Linked DNA regions of Homo sapiens: region 2 is linked to region 1. Evidence: chromatin loops called from intact Hi-C (ENCODE). Cell type or tissue: IMR-90. All regions are shown on one strand. Each heading gives the region's core, and the rest is flanking DNA. Links, peaks and the distances in the headings are about the cores only.

Evidence for each region. Hi-C counts contacts between places; a loop is a spot of excess contacts. Peaks named below come from ENCODE experiments on the same cell type or tissue, not always from the same donor. Only the 100,000 strongest peaks of a DNase experiment are listed, where the experiment ranks them.
Region 2: it touches region 1 in a loop (2.5-fold over the local background); 3 of 110 quality-filtered maps call a loop at or near these places.

What each region holds. Positions count from the first base shown.
Region 1 is chr11:23,989,041-24,001,640 of GRCh38, forward strand. No RefSeq gene overlaps it. Among named protein-coding and RNA genes, the nearest start is that of LINC02726, 270 kb to the left of the region's middle. In IMR-90, for the core only: no CTCF peak of the experiment used is centred there; a DNase peak (open chromatin) is centred at 7,041; H3K27ac peaks cover 2,289 bases.
Region 2 is chr11:24,072,523-24,085,122 of GRCh38, forward strand. No RefSeq gene overlaps it. Among named protein-coding and RNA genes, the nearest start is that of LINC02686, 190 kb to the right of the region's middle. In IMR-90, for the core only: no CTCF peak of the experiment used is centred there; a DNase peak (open chromatin) is centred at 5,729; H3K27ac peaks cover 2,953 bases.

The sequences.
Region 1 (12,600 bases), core at 4,515-9,514:
TGTTCTACTTCAGATTATTTCACGTTTGCTGCATTAAAATAGCAGATATAAAAACTTTAGATTCTGCTTTTAATCAACAGAATTCTTGAGAGTTCAGATAAAGCCAAACATTCAAAAACTCTTGTCAAGTTCTTTATTCACTTCATCATATTTATGCACTTGAGGCAACTAGAAAAAATATGGCATTCTTTATATAATCATAAAAGTAGACATGGGCAAATCTAAAGAGATCTCAAACATATGTAAAAGCCCTCTTTCCTTGTTTTAATATTTTATAGACGGTAGCAACTTTAACATTAAAATCTAGAATTATTTCCAAAGGAAATCATAATTATTTGAAAGCAGGAAAACTTGGGATAAACTTGCATCGACAAAATAAGGTAATTAAAAGTAAGAAAATAATTTAAATCTAATTTCATCCCTTTCTTAAATGCTCATTAAGGATTATGTCAATTAAATGGATACTGTGATAGTAGGTGTTGTGCAAATAAAAGATGAACTGAAATAATTTGGGAGATTTAACTGGCAAGTTATCAACCATAAAGAAAGCCTCTGAAATTTGTTTTAATAGTTTTCTGAGCTGTTGAGCTTTCTAAAGAGAGAAACTTTAATAAATTGTATAGATTCTTGTCCAAACCCCTCATGTTATGGCTAGCCATAAAATTGTTACTCTTTTTTTAAAAATTAATGACTCCATTATTTTCAGATTTCTCTGTGTATCAAACAGTTTCTTTAAATAAATGTCAAGTTTTATTAGAGACTTTCTGGTTGTATCTCCTTAACAACACATTGAATGAGAACAAATAATCAAGTCCTATGTACCCTTAAGCTTTGGAGGAACCCAGAAAGAAGGCAGAAAAGGGGAAGGGATGGTGCTGTTCACCAGCTAGGTGTGTACTTTCAAGCAAGTCAAGACACTCTTATGATTTTGCTTTCTCGTCTACAAAGTGTAGATTTAGCCAAGCCTGTCTCTCAGGATTATTTCCTATTTCAATTAAGCATTAAATATTTGAAAAGTGTGATCCTAGGCACTGAGGTTGCATGGTAAATAAGACAGACATAATTTTCTGCTTTTTTAAAGCTTATATTCTAGTGGAAGAGAGAGAAAATGCATAATTAAATAAATAAATGTATAGAATGTCATATTCTATTAAGAAAAATACATTAGGGCAAAAGATCAAGAATATGATTTCACCACATATAGTGACCAAGGAAAATGTCTCTGAGAAAATGACATATACCTAACCTATCAAATGTAATTACAGATGTTAAAAAAATAGAGGATTGGAAATCCTTATATATGCAGACAAGAATACTATAACCCTACTTTTTAGCTGAAAAATATCAAAAGAAAAGTAGAATTTATTTGAAGTTCACCCTTAAGTTCAGTCAGCTAGGATAGAATGACAAGATACTGTGTTGTACTTCAAAATATAGCCCCTACAAATACTTAAAAGTCAAACAAAAAAACAGCCCCAGGGCTTGTTGCAATAGTGTTGTCATCCATCTCTCCGAACATTTCAGGGAGATTGCAAACTGAAACAGACTCTCTCCACTGTACAAGAAACAGAGTTACTCTAAGAGAATATATGAATGTTGTTTCACACAGGGGCCTGATGGCTGGTAGTGACAGCTTGGAACAGTTTATTGAGAAGGGGAAAGTGCCTATGTGGGCTCCATTAGTGATGTATGCCCTGGGTGTTTGTTAGGGAGATGAATGGTGCCTGACAGACCTTTATTTCCCATTGCTACTCTATAATATCTGTTTAATGCCTATGCTGTCTCTCAGAGAAAATCTTGCACTTCCCCTTGGCACAATTACACCTATTAAACAAATATTGTGTAAAGTAAAAAAAAAAAAAACAAAAAACTCTATCACTCAGAAGCATCACCTTTTTTTTTCCACTGAAAACAGCCTCCCTCTCACCATCCTTATTATAGATGCAAAGCCTCTTTTGTGATAGGGATGTATAATGGTAGCATCTCGGTGGGATTAAACAGTACCCTGTGGCTGCCAATAGTCAAGTAGCTTTGCTGATGGTTGCATTGTAATTATCTATTTGCTTCTCTCTCTGATCTCTGGACTGGACTTACTGACAAAGGAAAATATGTCCTTCTGTATTCCAAGTGGTCAGCACACCACCATAAGCACTTAACAAATATTTGATGAATGAAAACATGAAGAGCTGCCATAGAAGTTATCCCTCTGAATGTATGCTGGTGGTGGGAAGAGGAGGAGTTTTCATCATTTTTCTAAACATGATTGCAGCTGCTTTGAGAGCAATCCAAGAATATGATTTGCCATACAAGACTAATCAGGAAATTCCTTTTATGATCTCATTTTCAGACAGATTAAATATAACTGGCAAGCACAAACTCAGCGTGTAATATCCCATAGGCACTGCAATTGTGAATCCAAGTAGTTTCAAACAAGCACCCAGTAGACAGCCGGCTGCTCTGTTCATTATCAGGAACAAATGCTGAGCCTTTAGATAGTTTGTCTAGATCCCGGGAATCACAGGCCCAAAGAAGCGTCATAAAGAACACAAATTGGCTCAGACACAACGTCTAATGTAGTCCCCTTTAAATTCAAAATACTTTCCCGTTTAATGACAGTTGAAAAATTTAATACATTTGCTTCTATTCTCCCAAAATATTACATTAATTTTATGTGTTTTGTTTTTAATTCTTTGTTCATGCTTCAGTTATCTTACTTCCATTTTGGCACACAAATTACCATTTTAAATGAATAATTCTAGAGTGAGTCAACTTTTTATAATATGAATCTGGTACCCTTATTTCATCAGTTTAAGGTTTTCCTTTTGTTAATAAACCAAATTTGTGTTACTCCATTCCTTCCTTCTGTTTTACTGTGGGGAGTCCTGTTTTTCTGTTTACTTATTTGTTCCTAAAGTCACTGTTGTTAAGTACATACTGGACTAATAAGAGGATCCTCTCATGTTACAAACCTGTCCTCGGTAAGGGGTCCTCTGTTCGAAATGGCCTCTGTCCACTTTTTCCAAAGGTCTCTGCTCTTTTCATTAGCTGCCTTCTTAAGTTTGTGGACATGCATCCTCCCTCCGGCTGCTACTGTTTGTATCAACTATGCTCAATGATCTTTGTTTTTAACGCCTGTAATAACAGCTGAGACCAGATGGCAAATTGTGGTAAAACAGTATTATAGATTTAGATACAAGCAAAGAGAAGTACAACATAAAATAGAAATAATTTAACATTTCTAATAAATCCTGCATGTCCAACCCTACTTCCGTGGGGATTCTATTGAGAGCAGGGCCGTTTCCTTGTAACATTTGTCAGCTTTTTCCCCATTCCCAATAGCAATGGTGGTGACAATGCTTTACAGAAGAGTGTCTCCATGCCTGCCTTTTACAGCCGCTTTCCTTAGTTGTAACATCTTGGACCCTGACCCTTTCCTAGATACCATTGTTAACAGTAAAATACCCACTTTTTCAGAGAAAAAAAAAAAAAAGCATTATCAATCCACAAGAGTATGGTCTTGTCTAATAACATCCGAAAGAGATCAACTGCTCTCAAATAAAACAAGACAACATCAGTACTTTTAGAATTTTCTGCCTTATATACCATTTTGTGCATAGTATATGGAGAAAATATCAACAGCCTTATCCTGTTTGAGATTGATGACATCCGGTTTGTTCATGTCCTTATTTGATTAGTTTTCCTGTCTTTTTTTATAGGACTCATATTCTTTCATATTTTTCCTTTCTCTTGGCTTTTATCTTTTGACCATGTTATAACTCCACTTTCCCAAATCCCAATGGACAAGTAATTTGGAAAAAGTATTTGTGGAACAAGTAACTTGGAAACAGTACCATCTAAATTCTCCTTAGGAAAAGTACCACTACTTCCAAATGAGCAACAAAGGAGCAAGAGATGCTTCAGAAACATATTCTTCTCTCATCATTCCTATTCAACCTAGTATCAGAAATTAGCTAGTAGAATAGGAAATAAAATAAACTAGAAAAGAAAATATAAAACTCTTTCTTTTTGTAGATGTTGTTATTGGTTATTGTCTACATAGAAAATCCAAACGAATCCACAAAAAAGCTCTAAAGTCTGGTAACTGCTGTGGAAAATCACATAATAAAAGACCAATATATTAAAATCAATTTAACTTCTGTATACTAGCTGGTTGCTGGTATTTCAATTTTATTTCAACTGGAAATTGAGATAATAATGAAACAGTACCACTTATAATAGTACCCCCCCAAAAAATCCTTGGATATTACATTAACAAGTATTTTATAGATTTGTATGGTAAAAATTATGCAAGTCTTACAGAAAAAATAAGGCTTAAACAATTGAGAGATAAATAGTATCCATGTATTGAAAGGATCAGCGAGGTGCCAAGATGGCTAACTAGAAGCATCTAGTGCACACCACTCTCACAGAGAGAAAGGAGAGAAAGGAGAGAGAGAGTGGCGAGTAAACAGTAGCTTTTTAAGTGGATCATTGACTAGGCCATGTTGGGATGCACCAAGGAAGCAATAGCAGCTAACAAAGAGCAGGAAAGAGCAAGGCAAGACAGCCACCTCCCTAGGATTGGTGCATAAGCAAGGAAGGTTTCCCATCACAGGGAAAGGGTGAGTGAGTGAGAGCCCTGGGGGATTTACACTTCTGCCAAGGACCTTTGCAATCCTGGGCACAGGAAATCCCGCTACCCTCACCCCTGGGGCCTCCAGACCGACACAGAGAGCTGCATGGAGTCTGGGCAGAGCTGCTGCCTAGGATCATGTGGAACCCCAAGGGTCTTAGATCCTTAAGCACCCCAGCACCAGCTGCTATAGCTCTGCCAACAAGCAAGGCTAGGCTCTCTCACATACCCCCAGGATAGGAGCTGCATCCATGTTGCCAAGGAGCAGACAGAAGAAAGGCCTTGCCTCTGCTGTACCTCACCAGGCAAGGCCCACTGTCCTTGGACCCCAGGGTGGCCACCCTACCCCTACCTGAGCATTTGAGTTGGTTGGAGCTCTGCATTTCTCAAGGACAGAGCTCCCAGAGGTAACTGATAGGCCTGCAGTGTTTGCACTGCTGAGGCCCCTGCCCTTGCTGCCCTCAGGCAGGGAAGGAAGCAAAGAGCCCAAGAACTTTCTTGGGCCTCCAGCGTGCTGCATACAGAAAAGTGGCCAGTCTCTTTTCTTTGTAGGTCCCTGTGCCTGCTGTTCCTCACTGGGCAGGACCTCCCAACCTGGGCCCCTAGTGCAGCTGCTCTAGCCCCACCTGATCACTTCAGTCAGTGATGGCTCTGCAATACTCTGGGGTGAAATTCCCAGAGAACTCTGACAGGATCTCTGTCATTGTCACTGCAGCAATACCCACCCTTGCTGCCCTTGGACTGGGAAATAAAGAAAGACCCTGATCACTTTGCTTATACCTCTAGCATGCTATAGCTACCATACAGAGGGGAGGCCAGACTCTTTAATTTGTGAGTCCCTGGACCCTGCTCTTCACCAGGCAAGTCCCCTGGTTTGGATCCCGCAGTGCAACTGCCCTACCTCTGGTTGAACATCCCCACTGGCAGTGGATTTGTGTCTCTCTAAGGTGGAGCCAGAAGCAACTGACAGCCCCTCTGCCATTGCCACTGTCCAGGTTACTGACCCTGCTGCCCCCAAGATGGGGAGGGAACAAAAAGCCTGAGATCACCCAAGAGCTGCAGTGTGCAGCCTGAGTGCCAGGCTTGAATGGAAGAGGAGCCCACACTTTCAGAGCACTGAGAAGTAGCACAGTTGCAAATGCAAGAAAGTATTACACATAGGAACCACGAAGCTGAGTAAGAGCCTACCTACTGCCTATTACATTTAAGCACCATCTACTGAATTAAATCTCAAACTATAACACCAAAAATAATTTGCTAATATCCCTTCCTGTGAAAAACAACATCAAGATTTCAGCCACAATAAAGACCCTGCAAAAAACCTTTGCCCTCTGAAAACATCCAGAAATGAAGCCAAATGACTGTACTCAATTTATAATTACAGTTAAAAGAACATCAGCTCACACACATGAAAAAGAACCAGCATAAGAACTGTGGCGACTCTAAAAGCCAGAGTGTCTTCTGACCTCCATACACCACACTGGTTTCCCCACAATGATTCTTAACATGAATGAAATGGCTGAAATGACGCCATAGAATTCAGAATCTGGATGGCAATGAAGATCATTGACATTAAAGAAAGTGCTGAAATCCAACTCAAGAAATCTAAGGAATTTAATAACACAGTTCCAGACATGAAAGACAAAACAGCGTTTTTAGGAAAGAACAAAACTGATCTGATAGAGCTGAAAAACTCACAACAAAAATTGCATAATACAACTGGAATTATTAACACCAGCATGGACCAAGCTGAGGAAACAATCTCAGATCTTGAAGACCCTTTGAATCAACTCAATCAGACAAAAATAAAGAGAAAAAAATTTGTAAGTGAACAAAATGTCTTGGAAATATGGGATTATATAAAGAGACCAAACATACAACTCATTGGCATCCCTGAGAGAGAAGGAGAGAGACCAAATAACTTGTAAAATGTATCTGAAGATATGGTCCACAGAAATTTCCCTAACCTCATGAGAGGTAGACTCTCACATTCCAGAAATTCAGAGAATCCCTGAGAAATATGATAAAAGATTGACAATCCCAAGACACATAGTCATCAAATTCTCTAAAGTCAATGCTAAAGAAAAAATATTACAGACAGCTTGAGAGAATGGGTAGGTTACCTACATAGGGAACTCCACCACGCTAACAGTGAACCTTTCATCAGAAACGCTACAAGCCAAAATAAAATGGGTGGTTGTATTCAGCATTTTTTTTAAAAGACATCCAATAAAGAATTTTATACATAGCCAAACTAAGCTTCACAAGCAAAAGAGAAATAAAATCCTTTTCAGATAAGCAAATGTTGAGGGAAATCATTACCACCAGACCTGCCCTATGAGTCATTGTTAAGAAAGTTCTAAACATGGAAATGAAAGATCATTACCTTTCACCTCAAAAACATACTGAAGTACATAGACCATTGAGATTGTAAAGCAAACTACACAATCAAGCCTACATAACAGTCAGCTTACAACATAATGACTGGATCAAATCTGCACATACCAGTATTAACCTCAAACATAAATAGGCTAAACACCCCCCTTAAAAGGCACAGAGTGGCTAGGTAGATCAAGAAGCAAGACTTAAATATGTGCTATCCTCAAGAGACTCAGCTCATATGCAAATGACACTCATAGGCTCAAAGTAAAAAAAAAAAAAATGGATAAACAACTATCAAGGAAACAGAAAACAAAAAAGATTTGTTAGTCTCATTTCAGACAAAACAAACTTTAAACCAAAAATGATCAAAAAAGACAAAGAAGGACAGAAGGATATAATATAATGATAAGTAGTTCAATTCTTCAAGAAGACTTAACTGTCATAAATATACATGCCCCTGGCACTGGAGCACCCAGATTTGTAAAACAGGTTCTTAGAGACCTATAAGATACTTAGATACTTAGAGTGCAAAATTTTAACACCCCACTGATACCATTAGACAGATCAGTGAAGCATAAAACTAGTAAAGATATTTGGCACCTAAACTCAACACTTGACTAAATAGATCTAACAGACATCTACAGAACCCTACACTCAACAACAACAGAATAAATATTCTTCTTATCTGCAAATGGCACATACTCTAAAATCAACCACATGCTTGGCCATAATTCAATTATCAACAAATTTAAAAAAAACTAAAATCATACCAACCACACTTTCAGACCACAGTGCAATAAAAACAGAAACCAATACCAAGAAGATCTCTCAAAACCCTACAATTACGTGTAAATTAAACAGTCTGATCCTGAATGATTTTTGGGTAAAGAATGAAATTTAGGTAGAAATCAAGAAATTATTTGAAACAAATTAAAAAAAAGATGCAACATAGTAGAATCTCTGAGACACAGCTAAAGCAGTGTTAGGAGGAAAATTTATAGCACTAAATGCCCACATCAAAAAATTAGAAAGTTCTCAAGTGATCAACCTAATATCGCACCTAGAGGAACTAGAAAACGAGAACAACTAATCCTAAAGCTAGCAGAAGAAAAGAAATAACCAAAATCAGAGCTGAATTGAATGAAGTGATGAGAAAAGTCATACAAATTTCAAAAAAACCCAAAATTTGTCATTTGAAAGAATAAAGATGATTGATGGATCATTAGCTAGACTAATAAATAAAAAATAAGAGGAAATTCTAATAAACACAACCAGAAATGACAATGGGGATCTTACTACCAATCCCACAAAAATCAACATAGAAAAAAGACTCAGAGACTATTATGAACAAACAACTCTAAGCACACAAATAAGAAAATCTAGAATAAATAGATTAATTCCTGGAAACATACAGCCTCTCAAGACTGAATCAGGAAGAAACTTTAACCCTGAACAGATCAATAATGAGTTTGAGGCCAGGTGCGATGACTCACACCTGTAATCCCAGCACTGTGGGAGGCTGAGGGAGGCAGATCATTTTGAACTCCTGAGGTCAGGAGTTCAAGACCAGAGGGACCAACATGGTGAAACCATGCCTCTACTAAAAATACAAAAAAAAAAAAAAAAATTAGTCAGGTGTGGTGGTGCATGCCTGTACAGCTACTTGGAGGCTGAGGCAGGAGAATCACTTGAATCTGGGAGGCAGAGGTTGCAGTGAGCTGAGATTGTGCCCCTGCATTTCAGCCTGGGCAACAGAGGAAGGCTCCATTTCAAAAAAATAAAAAATTAAAAAATTAAAATTAAAATAAAAAAATGAGTTTGAAATTGAACATAAAAAAACCAAACAAACAAAAAAACCTACCAAAAAGCCCTGGACCAGAGTGATTCACAGCTGAATTCTATCAAACACATAAAGAAGAACGGGCACGAGTCCTACTGAAACTATCCTAAAAAATCAAGGAGGATGGAATCCTTTCTGATTCCATGAGGCTAGTATCATTTTGATACCTAACCTTGGCAAAGATGCCATAAAAAGAAAACTTCAAGCCAATATCCATGATGAAGGTAGATGGAAAAATCCTCAATGAAACACTATCAAAGCAAATCCAGCAGCACATCAAAAAGCTAATGCACCATGATCAAGTAGACTTTCTTCCTGGGATGCAAGACTTGTTCAACATAAACAGTTTAATAAATGTGATTCAGCATATAAAAAGAATGAAAAACAAAAATCACATAATCATCCCAATAGATATAGAAAGGTCTTTCAATAAAATTCAACATCCTTTCATTTATAAACTCTCAACAAGCTCTGTCATGAAAGAAGATATCTTAATATAATTACAGCCATATACAACAAACCCACAGCCAACATCATACTAAATAGGCAAAAGCTGGAAGCATTCCCCTTGAGAACAGGAAGAAGATATAGATGCTCAGTGTAATCACAACTCTTTCACTACTTCTAGTCCTAGCCAGAGCAATCAGGCCAAAGAAGGAAATAAAAGGCCTTCAAATAGGAAGAGAGAATGTCAAGCTATCTCTCTTTATAGATGATATAATTCTATAACTAGGAAACTTTATAGTCTCTGCCCAAAGGCTCCTAGAATCAATAAACAACTCCAGCAATGTTTCAGAAAACAAAATCAGTAACATTTCTATAGAATAATAATGATCAAGATGAGAGCAAAATCAAGAATGCAATCCCATTCACAATAGCCACAAAAGAAAAAAATAGGAATATAGCTATATTAGTCCATTTTCATACACTATAAAGAAATACATGGGACTAGGTAATTTATAAAGTAAAAGAGATTTAATGGACTCACAGTTCCACATGGCTAAGGAGGCCTCACATTCATATTGGAAGGCAAAGGAAGAACAAAGGCACATCTTACATGGTGGCAGGCAAGAAAGCATGTGCAGGGGAACTGCCCTTTACAAAACCATCAGAACTGATGAGACTTACTCACTATCATGGGAACAGCATGGGAAAACCCCACCCACATGATTCAATTACATACCACCAGGTCACTTCCATAACACGTGGGGATTATGAGAGCTACATTTCAGGATGAGGTTTGGGTGGAGACACAGCCATACCATATAATTCCACCTCAGTCCCTCCCAAATCTCATGTTCTCACATTTCAAAACCAATCATGCCTTCCCAACAGTCCCACAAAATCTTAACTCATTTCCGCATTAACCCAAAAGTCCAAGTTCAATGTCTCATGTGAGACAAGGCAAGTCTCTTCCACCTATGAGACTGCAAAATCAAAAGCAAGTTAGATTCTTCCTAGATACTATGGGGGTGCAGGCATTGGGTAAATAGATCTATTTGAAATGGGAGAAATTGGCCAAAACCAAGGGGATACAGGGCCCTTGCAAGTCAACAGGACAGTCAAATCTTAAAGTTTCAAAATGATCTCCTTTGACTCCATGCCTCACGTTCAGGTCATGCTGATGCAAGAGGTAGGTTCCCATGGTCTTGGGTAGCTCCACCCCTGTGGCTTTGTAGAGTATAGCCCTCCTCCTCACTGCTTTCACAGGCTGGCTTTGAGTATCTGCGGCTTTTTCAGATGCATTGTGTTGTCAGTGGATCTAAAATTCTGGGGTCTGGAGGATGGTGGCCCTCTTCTCACAGCTCCACTGGGCAGTGCCCCAGTGGGACTCTGTGTGGGGGCTCCCACCTCACATTTCCCTTCTGAACTTCCCTAGCAGAGGTTCTCCATGAGGGCCCTGCCCCTGCAGCCAACTTCTGCCTGGTCATCCAGGCATTTTCATACATCCTCTGAAATCTAGGCAGAGGTTCCCAAACCTCAATTTTTGACTTCTGTGTACCCACAGGCCCAACACTATTGGTAAGCTGCCAAGGCTTGGGGCTTGTATCTTCTGAAATAATGGCCTGAGCTGTACCTTGACTCGTTTTAGCCATGGCTGGGACACAGGGCACCAAGTCCTGAGACTGCACAAATAAGCAAGGCCCTGGGTCCACCCATGAAACCATTTTTTCTACTGAGGTTTTTGGGACTGTAATGAGAGGGGCTGCTGTGAATATTTCTGACATGCCCTGGATATATTTTCCCATTGTCTTGGTGATTAACATTTTGCTGCTTGTTACTTATGCAAATTTCTGCAGCTGGCTTTAACTTCTCCTCAGAAAATGGGTTTTTCTTTTCTATCACATTGTCAGGCTGCACATTTTTTGAACTTTTATGCTCTGCTTCCCTTTTAAACATAAGTTTCAATTCCAAACCATATCTTTGTGAATACATAAAACTGAATGCTTTTAAGAGCACTCAAGTTATATCTTGAATTTTTTGCTGCTGACACATTTTTTTTTTTCCACTAGATACCCTAAATCATCTCTCTCAAGTTCAAAGTTCCACAGATCTCTAAGACAGGGGCAAAATGCCACCAGTCTCTTTGCTAAAGCATATCAAGAATCACCTTTGCTCCAGTTCCCAGTAAATTCCTCATCTCCTTCTGAGACCACCTCAGCCTGGACTTTTTGGTCAAATTATTTGACAAGTCTCTTGGAAGCGCCAAACTTTATGACATCTTATTGTCTTCTTCTGAACCCTCCAAACCATTCCAACCTCTGACTCTTATCAAGTTCCAAAGTCGCTTCCACATTTTCAGGTTTCTTAATAGCAGTATCCCAATCTACTGGTACCAATTTACTGTATTAGTCCATTTTCATACTGCTATAAAAAAGTGCCTGAGACTGAGTAATTCATAAGGAAAAGAGGTTTAATGGACTCACAGTTCCACATGGCTAAGGAAGCCTCAAAATCTTGTTGGAAGGGGAAGGAGGAGCAAAGGCACGTCTTACATGGTGGCAGCCAAGAGAGCATGTGCAGAGAAACTGCCCTTTATGAAACCATGAGATCCCATGAGACTTATTAACTATCATGAGAACAGCATGGGAAAAATCCACCCCCACGATTAAATTACCTCCCACCCCATCACTCCCATGACACATGCAAATTATGGGAGCTATAATTCAAGATGAGATTAGGGTGGGACACAGCCAAACCATATCAACAGCTAACCAGGGGGATGAAAGAGCTCTATGAGAAGAATTACAAAACACTGCTGAAAGAAATCAGACACAAACAAATCGAAAAAACATTCCATGGTCATGGATAGAAAGAAACAGTATTTTAAAAATGGCCATACTACCCAAAGCAATTTACAAGTTCAATACTATTTCTATCAAAATACTGTCATTTTTCACATATGTAGAAAAACTGTTCTAAAATTTATGTTGAATCAAATAAGAGCCCCAATAGCTAAAGGAATCCTAATCAAAAAGAGGAAACCCAGATGCATCCCATTATCTGACTTTGAACTACACTATAAGTCCACAGTACCAAAACATGACGCTGGTCCAAAAACAGATACATAGACAAATGGAACAAAATAGTACACTCAGAAATAAAGCTGCACACCTACAAAAATCTTACCTGCAACAAAGCTGACAATAAAGAAAAATGTGGAAAGGACTCTCTATTCAATAAATGGTGCTGGAATAACTGACTAGCCATATGCAGAAAATTGAAACTGAACCCCTTTATTTTA
Region 2 (12,600 bases), core at 3,592-8,591, 83 kb after region 1:
TATCGTGAAAGTGGCCACACTGCACAAGGTAATTTATATTCAATGCCATCCCCATCAAGCTACCAATGACTTTCCTCACAAAATTGGAAAAACCTAAAGTTCATATGGAACCAAAAAAGAGCCTGCATTGCCAAGACAATCCTAAGCCAAAAGAACAAAGCTGAGGCATCACGCTACCTGACTTCAAACTATACTGCAAGGCTACAGTAACCAAAAGAGCATGGTACTGGTACCAAAACAGAGATACAGACCAATGGAACAGAACAGAGTCTTCAGAAATAATACCACACATCTACAACCATCTGATCTTTGACAAACCTGACAAAAACAAGAAATGGGGAAAGGATTCCCTATTTAATAAATGGTGCTGGGAAAACTGACTAGCCATATGTAGAAAGCTGAAACTGGATCCCTTCCTTACACCTTATAAAAAATTAATTCAAGATGGATTAAAGACTTAAATGTTAGACCTAAAACCATAAAAACCCTAGAAGAAAACCTAGGCAATACCATTCAGGACATAGGCATGGGCAAGGACTTCATGTCTAAAACACCAAAAGCAATGGCAACAAAAGCCAAAATTGACAAATGGGATCTCATTAAACTAAAGAGCTTCTGCAAAGTGAAAGAAACTACCACAAGAGTAAACAGGCAACCTACAGAATGGGAGAAAATATTTGCAATCTACTCATCTGACAAAGGGCTAATATCCAGAATCTACAATGAACTCAAACAAATTTACAAGAAAAAAACAACCCCATCAAAAAGTGGACATAGGATATGAATAGATGCTTCTCAAAAGAAGACATTTATGCAGCCAACAGACACATGAAAAATGCTCATCACTGGCCATCAGAGAAATGCAAATCAAAACCACAATGAGATACCATGTCACACCAGTTAGAATGGCGATCATTAAAAAGTCAGGAAACAACAGGTGCTGGAGAGGATGTGGAGAAATAGGAACATTTTTACACTGTTGGTGGGACTGTAAACTAGTTCAACCATTGTGGAAGTCAGTGTGGCGATTCCTCAAGGATCTAGAACTAGAAATACCATTTGACCCAGCCATCCCATTACTGGGTATGTACCCAAAGGATTATAAATCATGCTGCTATAAAGACACATGCACACGTGTTTATTGCAGCACTATTCACAATAGCAAAGATTGGAACCAACCCAAATATCTATCAATGATAGAATGGATTAAGAAAATTTGGCACATATACACCATGGAATACTATGCAGCCAGACAAAAGGATGAGTTCATGTCCTTTGCAGGGACATGGTTGAAGCTGGAAACCATCATTCTCAGCAAACTATCGCAGGGACAAAAAAAAACAAACACTGCATGTTCTCACTCATAGGTGGGAATTGAACAATGAGAACACTTAGACACAGGAAGGAGAACATCACACACCGAGGCCTGTTGTGGGGTTGGGGGAGGGGGAGGGATCGCATTAGGAGCTATACCTAATGTAAATAACGAGTTAATGGGTGCAGCACACCAACATGTCACATGTATATGTATTTAACGAACCTGCACATTGTGCACATGTACCCTAGAACTTAAAGTATAAAAAAAAAATGTTTTCAAAGAAAGGGAATTAGGAATGGTGGTCATGATGACTTTGGACAACCAGGAACATCTCCTATCATGAACATGCAAGGATGCTGGCTCATGGAAAAAAAAAAAAAAAACACACACACACACACACACACACACACACACACACACACACACACATTGAGAAGAACTCCATAAGTCAGCAAAAAATGAGGGAGAAGAAATCACTGCCAAGGTAAAGCTTCAAAGGCAGTGAAGAGAGGAATATGTTAATTAGCTTGACTGTATTAATTAGTTTAGTATGTATATGTATATCAGAGCATCACATTGTACTCCTTAAATATATACAATTTCATTTACAGTGTTTAAAGAAACACAAAAGCACCATAAATTAAGTTGACTGAATGTGAATGAAAACATGAATAATGTCAGGGAAAATTATTTAAACAAGGATAATGGAATGATTAGCAATAATAGTAAAGATACAAGTGAAAAAGACGAGGATATTCTTCTCAGGACTGCCTGTTTGAAGTCAAGGATTTAAATTATATTGAGCAGTTGCAATAAGTGTTAGTGGACTCTGAATGACATCGTTGCCTATAGTTTCTGACTGACCAGATACATGAGGCCAGCTGAAATGCGAAAGATGTGTTGACATCATATGTTAAATTATTATTTACTTATTTAATATATATTGTATGACAGCCTACAAATATGCCACTGAGATTTCAAGTTTATGTGTGATATCAGCTAATATTATCATGATTAATGAAACTTTGCTCTTTATAGTCTTACCTTGTCATCTTCAGTGTGGAACATAGAATTATTCTTTTCCATCTACAGCTGCACTGAGATTTCAAACATTAAACTACAAGTGCAGTTAGAGCTAAAATGGTCCAGTATGATGATCTGCAATCTATTTTCTCATTTGGAAACAAATAATTTAATCATTAAAGAGCAATATTAGAAGTCATTCCTCCAATAATTAAATGATTTCTAAATAATAATTGTATGGTTTTTAATTATACAGATGGATCTGAAATAAGGAATATGCTTAAAGCTTACTATATTACAAATAACTAAATTGTTATGACATTTTAGGAGTAGCTACAACAATTAAAGTATAATTTTTAAAATCTACAATGAAATGAGAATGCAATTTCACATGCATAACTCCAACTAGGTGGAGCTTTTCTGTACATCTACAAATACAACTATTTGTAAATAACATTAGTGGGAAACGTGACAGGGATAATATGCAGTAAAATTAGATTTAGGAAGCTTTTCCTAACATGTAAATACAAAACACAAAGTGCCTAATTACTTAACTCATTAAAATTCTCATAAACCATGCTAACCGATTATACAAATGAAAGAGATTAACTATAACTCTTTCAAGGGTAAAATTAAGTTAAAACAAAGAGCTGCCCTAATATTCATTTTCAAAGAGATTAAATGATTGTACAGTAAGGTTTCAAGTAGAGAAATAGAAGTATTCTTGGAACTTGCAGAGAAAAAAATTAATTCCTAAAATTGGCTATCCAAGTGATGAAAATTTGTTTCTCTGGGATGAAGAGCACAGCCAGTTAAGGGTTAGAATGAATCTAAAAACCACAATTCATAGGCACAACTTATGGCTCCCAATAGAGTTCTGCGTCCTACACCAAAGTGGACTAGGTAAGGAGAGGACTAGAAGAAACTCTGAAACCCTTTTTAACACTGAATTTCTGTGCTTTGACAACAGAAGTCTTCATAAAACATTGAATAATTGCATTTTCTAGGATGCATTACTGTACGCTGTTAACATAAAGTATATAACTTAAATGTTTAAGAGCTTCTTTTCTCTGTGATTGATACAGCCTGAGAAAGGAGGCATAATATCAAGAAATTCAAAAGATGTGTTTTCTTACTAGACTTCTTTGGGTAACTATATTTGTTACCGATGGAGGATGTCCAGATTCTTGGCGTTTTGAGCAAAGATTTGGAGAAAATGCAAAAACAAAGCAAGGAAAGAATGAAGCAACAAAAGCGGAGACTTACTGAAAATGAAAGCACACTCCACAGGGCAGGAGCGGGCCCAAGCAAGCAGCTCAAGGGCCCAGTTACAGAATTTTCTGGGGTTTAAATACCCTTAAGAGGTTTCCATTAGTTACTTGATGTACACCCTATATAAATGAAGAGAATGAACTAAAGTTACAAAGTCATCTACTAGGTTATGCCCTATCTAAATGAAGAGGATATTTCCTGTCATAGCTTAAGTATTTCCGTTTGATTTAGGTCTAGGAGGTCCTTAGGTTCACTGGCTTCAGGCCCTATTCTCCTGCCTCACATTCTGCAGTTTTCTATCCTCATTCAACTTGTTAATATTTTCACGGATAGTCATATCTACATATATATCCACAAATGCACATGTGTATATCGTCAATTGTTAGAAATTAAAATTTGTTGAAGATTTTGTCATTTTATAAGCAGAGTTAAATTGTTCAGCAATCTTATGACAAAGAGTGATGTTTTGTCAAAAGTATTCATGTATCGGGCTACTAGGGGCTTTACTACAGGATACTCAATTGACAACTGATTCTATAAAACCTGAAATACAATAGGCCTCTCTATGTATCATCCTCCAGTGAAAAACAAAGGTCACAATAAATCTCTACGAGCCTAGACTGTTATTCTGAGTCGGCCCTTTTTATGAAACTGAACCAAACAATGCAAGTGTAAAGATTTTAGGGGTGTTCCCTCTACTGAACTCTCTGAGGGAATATTTGCCCATAGAGAAAAGAGAAACTCAACTTTCAAGCATAGCCCATCTTGGATGGTTTCCATTAGCTACTATGTTATCAATGCTCTGAGTATCTAAGTTATCATATTTCTTAATGTGTATATATAAGAAAAATGCACTTATTGAACTGATAGCAACACAATTATCCTATTGTGCAAACAATTTTGTGTTGATGAAAAGCAAAATGAGTTGTCTAAGGTCCAAGGGCACATGGAAATTCAGGGACTGCCCCCATGAAAAAGTTTTTTTTTTTTTTTTTTTGGAGACAGAGTCTCATTATGTCACCCACGCTGGAGTGCAGTGGCACGATCTCGGCTCACTGCAACCTCCACTCCCGGGTTCAAGAGATTCTCCTGCCTCAGCCTCCCTAATAGCTGGGACTACAGGCATGTGCCACCATGCCTGGCTAATTTTTTTGTACTTTTAGTAGAGACGGGGTTTCACCATGTTAGCCAGGATGGTCTCGATTTCCTGTCCTCATGATCCACCCGCCTCGGCCTCCCAAAGTTGTGGGATTACAGGCATGAGCCACCGTGCCCAGCAATTTTTTTTAATATACCACAATCTTTCATGTGTTTTTTTTTCTACCTGCTTTAATTAGTCATAATATTTGGAAAATAACATTTTCCCTTTCCAGATAAATTCTGGTGTATCACTATCATATACATGTGTATATATGCATACACACACACACACACACACACCCACACCCACAATGTCCTTTGAATCTTATTATAGAGTCTCTCTTATTTGAGTTTTCCTCTTTAAACTTATTGACTGTTCCACAACTACAATGAACCTTCCCCTTCTGTGTGTTGTTTCTAAAAACTTTCAATTTTCCCTGTCTATAATATAGTCACTTTTATAAATTATTCCACAGACTTGTAAAATAATATTATTCAAAATGTTTCTGTATTTAATTCACAGTACATTTCTTTTTCCATGGTAGATGTGTCCTTTAATATATTGAAATATATTTAGCTATAAATGATCAGTTTGGTCAAGAAATGTTATTCTTTTAAAAGACTTCTAGATGCCTATCTCATTAGAAAAGAAATGTAAGGTTTAAATGAGAAATATAGAAAGTTATTTCCAAAATAATTCATATACTAGAACTGCAATCCACACCTGTTTGAAAGAAGTAACTGTTATTTTAATAAGCAATCCTGAAACTCTGTGATTCAGAAGCGTGGTTGGTATGTTTTATTCATTTTCCAAATGGCTGTTTTGATGAATTATGGATGTGTGTATTCATACAAACACTATGGAAAAAAAAATTCTTACTAGCGTCTTTCAGCAAAGGGCATATGCACAGGGCAGACACCAGTAGACGAGCTCAGAAATCTAGCAGAATGATAACAGCCTAATTCCTTAAGAGTCTATTTTGCTTTAGCTGAATAAACACTGTGGAAAGTTTACAGTTTTTAGATACATAGTCACAGAATATTCAGTCTGGAAACATTTACAAGTTTGACCTTTTGGTGAAATGTGTGTCCATATGACCTTGTTATTGAAAGCTCAAAATATATTTTCAATCATTTACTAATAGCTAAGTAATCTTTAGTTTCCTAGTACAGTACACTTTCACAAAAAAAAGGTTCATATCACTTGTTAAGGGCTGTAGCCCCATCCAATGTAATAAGAAAATGTTACTTCTTGAATATTTTAACTTTTCAACACTGTTTCCACAAACTTTTCTTGCAATGTTGTGCAAAGTGTTTAACAGGAAATATCAGCATCACTTATTAGCTTTTCAACTTCTGCCTGATACTAGAAGTCCGATAATGCCTGAGGTTTATCTCTACATCTTGTTGATACTTCGGAGTCCAGAGCAAACACATTAAGGAGAATTATTCACTGAGCTTTCACTGAATATCTATTTCATGATTCTGGGCCGGAATCAACCAGTATGGGCTCAGAGTATAACCAAATATTTCACCTTTGAATTGCATTTTGAAACTTTTTTTTCCTTTCCTTCCTAATCTCAAATGTGGCCTTGTACTGTGAGACTCTGTGCACACTATGCACATCCATGCATAGTGCTTACTTATCTAATTATGTGCTTGCTTAGAAATTCCAAGGGCAGCCAGGTGCAGTGACTCACGCCTGTAATCCCAGCACTTTGGGAGGCCGAGGCAGGTGGATCACTTGAGGTCAGGAGTTGGAGACCAGCCTGGCCAACAAGGTGAAACCCCGTCTTTACTACAAAAAATACAAAAATTAGCTGGGCATGGTGACACGCACCTGTAATCCCAGCTACTCGGGGGGATGAGGCAGGAGAATAGCTTGAACCCAGGAGTTGAAGGCTGTACTGAGCTGAGATTGTGCCACTGCACTCCAGCCTGGGTTACAGAGTAAGACACCATCAAAAAAAAAAAAAAAAAAAAAAAAAAAAAGAAAAGAAATTATAAAGGCCAATTTCAAAACATGCCAGGCAGAGAGACCCAGCTGTGGAATCCTCCAGCTCAAGGGGAGTTACAGTTAGCCCCCCACTACTGGGCTGAAGTCAGAATGGTGCAAATTGGACCTCTGGATAAGCAATTATGTGAGATGACCATCATAACACAACACACAGATCTGCACCTCCTTTTCACTACTAAATTTTTCCCACACATTTTTCTCATGGTTCCTTTGAGGCTTGATCCTGGCCATTCTCCCACCTGCAGGCATTTGACCAAAAAAAAGCTGCTTTCCTTTTACCACACCTCACTTTCCACGCTTTGACTTCTGAGCATCAAGCATCCTGACTTGAGCAGTTACAAAAGAGAACATACTCATGATTGAGGTATGAAAGGAAAAATCTTAGTTGAAGATGTATGACTGAGTATAAAATCTGAAAAGTAAGAAAAAAAAATGGGAAGAAAAGTTACAAGGTCAGTTGTCAGAAGGACCATGGATTGATGACAGAAGAGAAGACAAACTATGGCAAGAAGCTGAATGTCTTTTCTACACGATTTTGTGACAGAATGAGTCTACCTGTTTAAAGAGTTCATGAACCACCAGACAGTCACTTATAATCACCAAAGGGAGCTCAAAGATGCTTCCTCTTGACAAGCACCCGTGATCTCTGGGACAGCTCTGCTTAGTATCCTCCCAGCTAGCTGATGCTTTCCTCATACTTCATCCATTAGAAATTCCATCTGAATGCAATAATCTTTTGTCAGGGAAAAACATCTGTCTGTTTCTTTATAGAACCATCACCATCTTAATTTTAAAAAATCTTGAAACTTTAAAATCTCCCTGAAATCTAAAGAGAAAGGGCAGTATCTTCTGGGTTGTCTGCTTCACTTTTGCTGTCATTCACTAGATCTGTACCTCACCCTTATTCGGGTGATGCTTCTCCATCACTGCCCAGTGGTTAGACGTACTACTTAACCTCTGAGTCTGTTCATTAAAAAAATTCTATTATTGTGCAGTGGAATAATGTCTACTATACAGTAAGGTGTGGCATATAGCAGGTTCCTCAAAGTGATAAGTCTTTCTTCCCCTTTCCATATGGCACTTCATTTAAATGGAAAGTAAAATAGGGAGGAAATGGAAATAAATTAGAAAGTGGATATAGAGAAAGCAAGGTATACAGAAAACAGTATTATGGAAAATAAAGAAGAAATTTCAACAAAATATCAGCATAAAAGAGTATTATACTGTGACAAAGGGAGGATGAAAACTAAAGAAAAACTGATAAATAAGAAAATAAAAGTGGTATATTGTATCCTTTTCTGAAACTGACAAAGCAATTTATAAGATCTAAAACTTTTCTTGTATAGGGACTCCATGGAGAAGTGAATTAATTCATGATATATTTCATATGGAAAAATAAAGCCTCAACTTAAGATGTGTTATACCAAAACTTAGATATGCCTAAGAAAACTTCTGTGAATACACAAAACACAGAGGACAAACAGGGCTAAAGTTAAGACTATGAAAGTACTAAGAAACTAACTCCATGACAAAATCAAACTCTAATATTCACTATCTTGTGGTTGCCAGGAAGACCAGTGCACTATAGCTCCCAGGAGACATATAAAAGTATTTATAGAATTGGACAGAAATAGTATCTTTGTAGCAACCTCAGAGAGTCAAGGTAAAGATGACTTTCATAAGCATCCAGAGGAAACCTAAAACCTAGACTTTCCAGATTTCTGGGTCTGAGGTCCATCCCCTTTGACACCTGTTTCTTCTTACTTCACTCATAATCAGAAATCAATAATTCAAAACTGTTCTTGAAAATTCTTGCCAGAACTGCCTGTCCCCTCTTGCCTTTAGTAGTGCATAAATAACATATCAAATTCCCAAATCCTGTGTGCCTTACAACTGCTCAGAAGTATGCATAGTAGGGAGTCTCTTTAATTAAAGCCTCATTAATAAAACAGTGCCTTCCCTGGCAAGTGGCTTAGAAGAAGAAGTTGGTTAGTTTTCCCCAAACATAGGAGGCGTGACTATGGAGAACATTAAAATGCTAATGAGAACAAGATAGTGAATGTAATGGCAAGTGATTTATCCAGAATATACAATGAAGAATCACAGTGATCTTACTGAATACTTTTGATGTACCCAGTATTAGGAAAAGTCATCCTGCTTGTCTGCAGTTGAGACAGCATTTTAACCATTCTTATGATTGAAACATCTAATTTCTCAAATAATAAATGGAATATCCCACTACAAATACTTTTCTGAAAGTACCTGAAAAATATAGTTTTCAATATGCTGCAGATTAGGTTCATATCTGTTCCACATTTTCCTCATTTTTCTTGGATTAGCAGGATAACTGGGGAATTTTCTTAGTTTAGTGATAGCAGAAATACAAGAGTATCTGTAAACACCTCGCAACTCTTTAAAAGAAAACTAGAAATACAATCCAATCCTTTAAAAATTTTTTTGTTGTATATATTTAAGCTATCAAATATGTATGTTTCTGGACCTGTTTTAGGGCATTTTAGGTTAGAAATTGAAGTTCTTCAGTCTGCAATTATCTTTACAGTTATTCTACTAATGATTTCTGATTTTTGTTTTTTGTCCCCCTCCCTTGAACACCTATTATTTAGATACTAGCTCTCCCAAAATGGATTTCTAATTATCTTATCTTTTTTTTTCTATCATTTGTTATTACTTTGTACTCCAATATTTTGTTTCTGTTGTCATTTTTTTTATCCTTTCTTTCTTGGTGGATTTGTCTCTAAAAAATTTTCCTTTACTATAATTTTAGTGAGATTTAGAATCAGAAGCATATACAGAGTTTTAGGACACTACATTTACCTAGAACTTGCCAATTAAAATTTCAAAAGTCTTATTGTAGCTTGAATCTTAGATTTAAAAGAGCCCTTACATACCAAAAATTTAAGTTGTATTTTGACTATTCCAGGTCTGTTTCTCTCTAATAGTACTCAATGAGCTAGTTCTTAACCACTTTTCAAAAGCAACTCTTTATCTACCATTTATACATGATTTTAGTGTTTATAATGAAATCTAACTCCTTGGCAACACTGCCAACTGATTCACTTTTGTTTATTGCATGTAAAAATATTTTAAGTGTTTAAAAACAGCTAAGATATCCATTCAAAATTATACACGCTGGATGATCTCATCTTAACATTATTTCTTTTGACTGTTTCTCACACTTCATGGCTTCCAGGGCCTTCATCTGCCCTAGACATGTCCTTGACTGGGCACATTCTATATATGGTTTGCTGGCAAGTAAGAAAATCAATAATCTATATGTGAACTGACATGAAAAACACATCAAAATGTGGAACTATTTTTGTAGCATATTATGCTATCTTATAGCTTTCTATTATCCAAAAGTGTAGCCACTTGGATCCTGAGTTTTATGGAATATTATTTTTGTAGTTTTGTCATATTTAACCATTCTTTTATTTAGTCTTTAATCACATTATTTTTAGAGTCTGATAATATCAGATGGATACTGCAATCTGAACATTTGATAAGTATGCTTTCAAAGTCTGACATAAAAATGGGTAAAGCAGAGAACCAATAATAGATTTAACTTTCAAAATGGGTCTATAATTACATGCTTTGAAAAAAACTGCCTGTTGAGGCCTCCTTTCCTTCACTTAGCTGAAACAACTGTAATGACAGCCTCGCCTGGAGCAATGCAGTCTAAGAGGCAGGAGAGCCCTAACCTGGGACAGACAAGCCTGAAGTGCAGCTGCATGAAACAGAACCACTCTCAGGAGGCTCAAGGCTCCATTTGAGTCAAGGCTGCAGGCTGATCTTTAGTCTGAAATGCAATGTGACAAGTAGTGACAGGTACTTTAGATCAAGAAATGTTACTGAGCAATAAACTCCTCATGTACCTATGTGAGTGGAATGGGCATTAGCCCTACAGAAGCCTGAAGAGCTCACAAGTGTCCTGTCATAATTTATCAGAATTGTGTGGTGGTAGGGAATTCTTTTAACATAGAACTAGAAGATTAGAACTAAAATCAGGGATAAAAATGCCATTCACAATGCTAGGAAGGCATATACCAGCATTGGGTTCAAGCTACCAGAGAGGATTTGTACATATGATAATTTTTCATTAAAGATTAGGATTATACTATGAAAAATGTAAAATATGAGGAGGTAAGAGTGACTAGGTTGTTCTACATGGTATGAAGGCAAAAAGGAAAACACAGGTAGATGTCACAGACGATAAAGGACTGGAATAGTTCAAGGCATTTATTTCTTAGAAACAGCCCTCTGTACCCTGACACTATTTTAGGATGTCCCTGCTTCATTCTCATAGAGTCAACACAGTGTCTTTGTAACATGCTGCTTTGAGATTCCAGTACTTACCACTAACAATTGTGGAATCATAACAATCATAAGAAATACATAACCTCAGTGTTAAGAAATCATATAATCCTACTGTTAATAAACCTTCTGTATTTAATTGACAAAAGCAATAGCATCTAAAGCAGTGACGTTTAAAACAAAGTTCTGAAAATAATAAATTCCAAATGTTTATAATACCATGTTGCATGTTTTCATTAGTTAACAAATTAACAAATTTTTTGAATTGTCAAGATATGTTAAAAATATTATTGGTTTTGATAACCTAAGAAGATTTTCTAACAAGAGGACCCATTTATTTATAAAATAAGAAAGCCAAGGTTTTAATTTTGTTTTTTAGTGTTTTTGTTTCTGTTTTGTCTAAAAATTGAGTATAGTCAACACAGAGTCCTACAATACTATAAACTTAAAAGCATTACCTGAAAGTGAGAACGTAGGATGAGATATAAGAAAATCCATATTACATGACGCATGGATTGCCTATTATTACCGAAAGACTATCCTATTGTGAAAGGATGGTTTCTAACTTACTCAAACAGATTTCCTTAATACATATTATCAGAAAGTAGCCACAACAAATCATAACCAATTCAAATTAGCCTACAAATTGCTGAATTACATTGCCATTAAAGTCTGTTAAAATAGAATGAGGAATATTTTATTAATAAGAGCATACTAAATATACTACTGATCAAATTCATTGATTTGTGGCCTCTACTTAAAGGTCTCTAAGATAGATGAAATCGTGTGGACTGTAGGTCTGAATATGAAAAATAAAACAATAAAGTATTTGCATAAAAATTTGCCCACAGAAACAATAAAGGTAAAGGAGATTATGATTTTGAGTAGGCAAATGTTTCCTAAGCACAAGATAAAGTACAATAACTGGATGTAAAAGAATTGACAAGATGCACTAAATTAAAATTGAGAACTGCTATTCACTAAAAGGCATTTTTAAGAGAGTGAAAAGGCAAGCTACATATTGGTAGAAGATTTTTCGCAACACAATTAAATGACAAAGGACTTGTATTCAGAATATATCAATAACACTTACAAAACAGTGAAAAGGGATAGTGAATACAATTAGAAAAATAGTCAAGAGATATGAAAAGGCCATTACAAAACAGATTATTTAAAAGGCCAAAGAGAATATGATCAACCACAGAGAACTATAATAAAAACAAAAAGCACTACCTTTAAACACCAATCACAGTAACTAAAATTAGAAGGCTAACCAGGTATGGTGACTTTTTGATGAATTTTGGTGGAGTATATAGGACTCGTATGCTCTTGTAATTGGATTATACATTGGTCTAAGCATTATCTACCAAATATGAACATACACATACGTTTTGTCCCACCCACTCCCATGATCTTTACTCAGGCAGTGACAGAAATAGTACATCTGAAACCCAGCCAGGGCTTTTCCAGAACATGACAACTAAATCACAGGAACAGG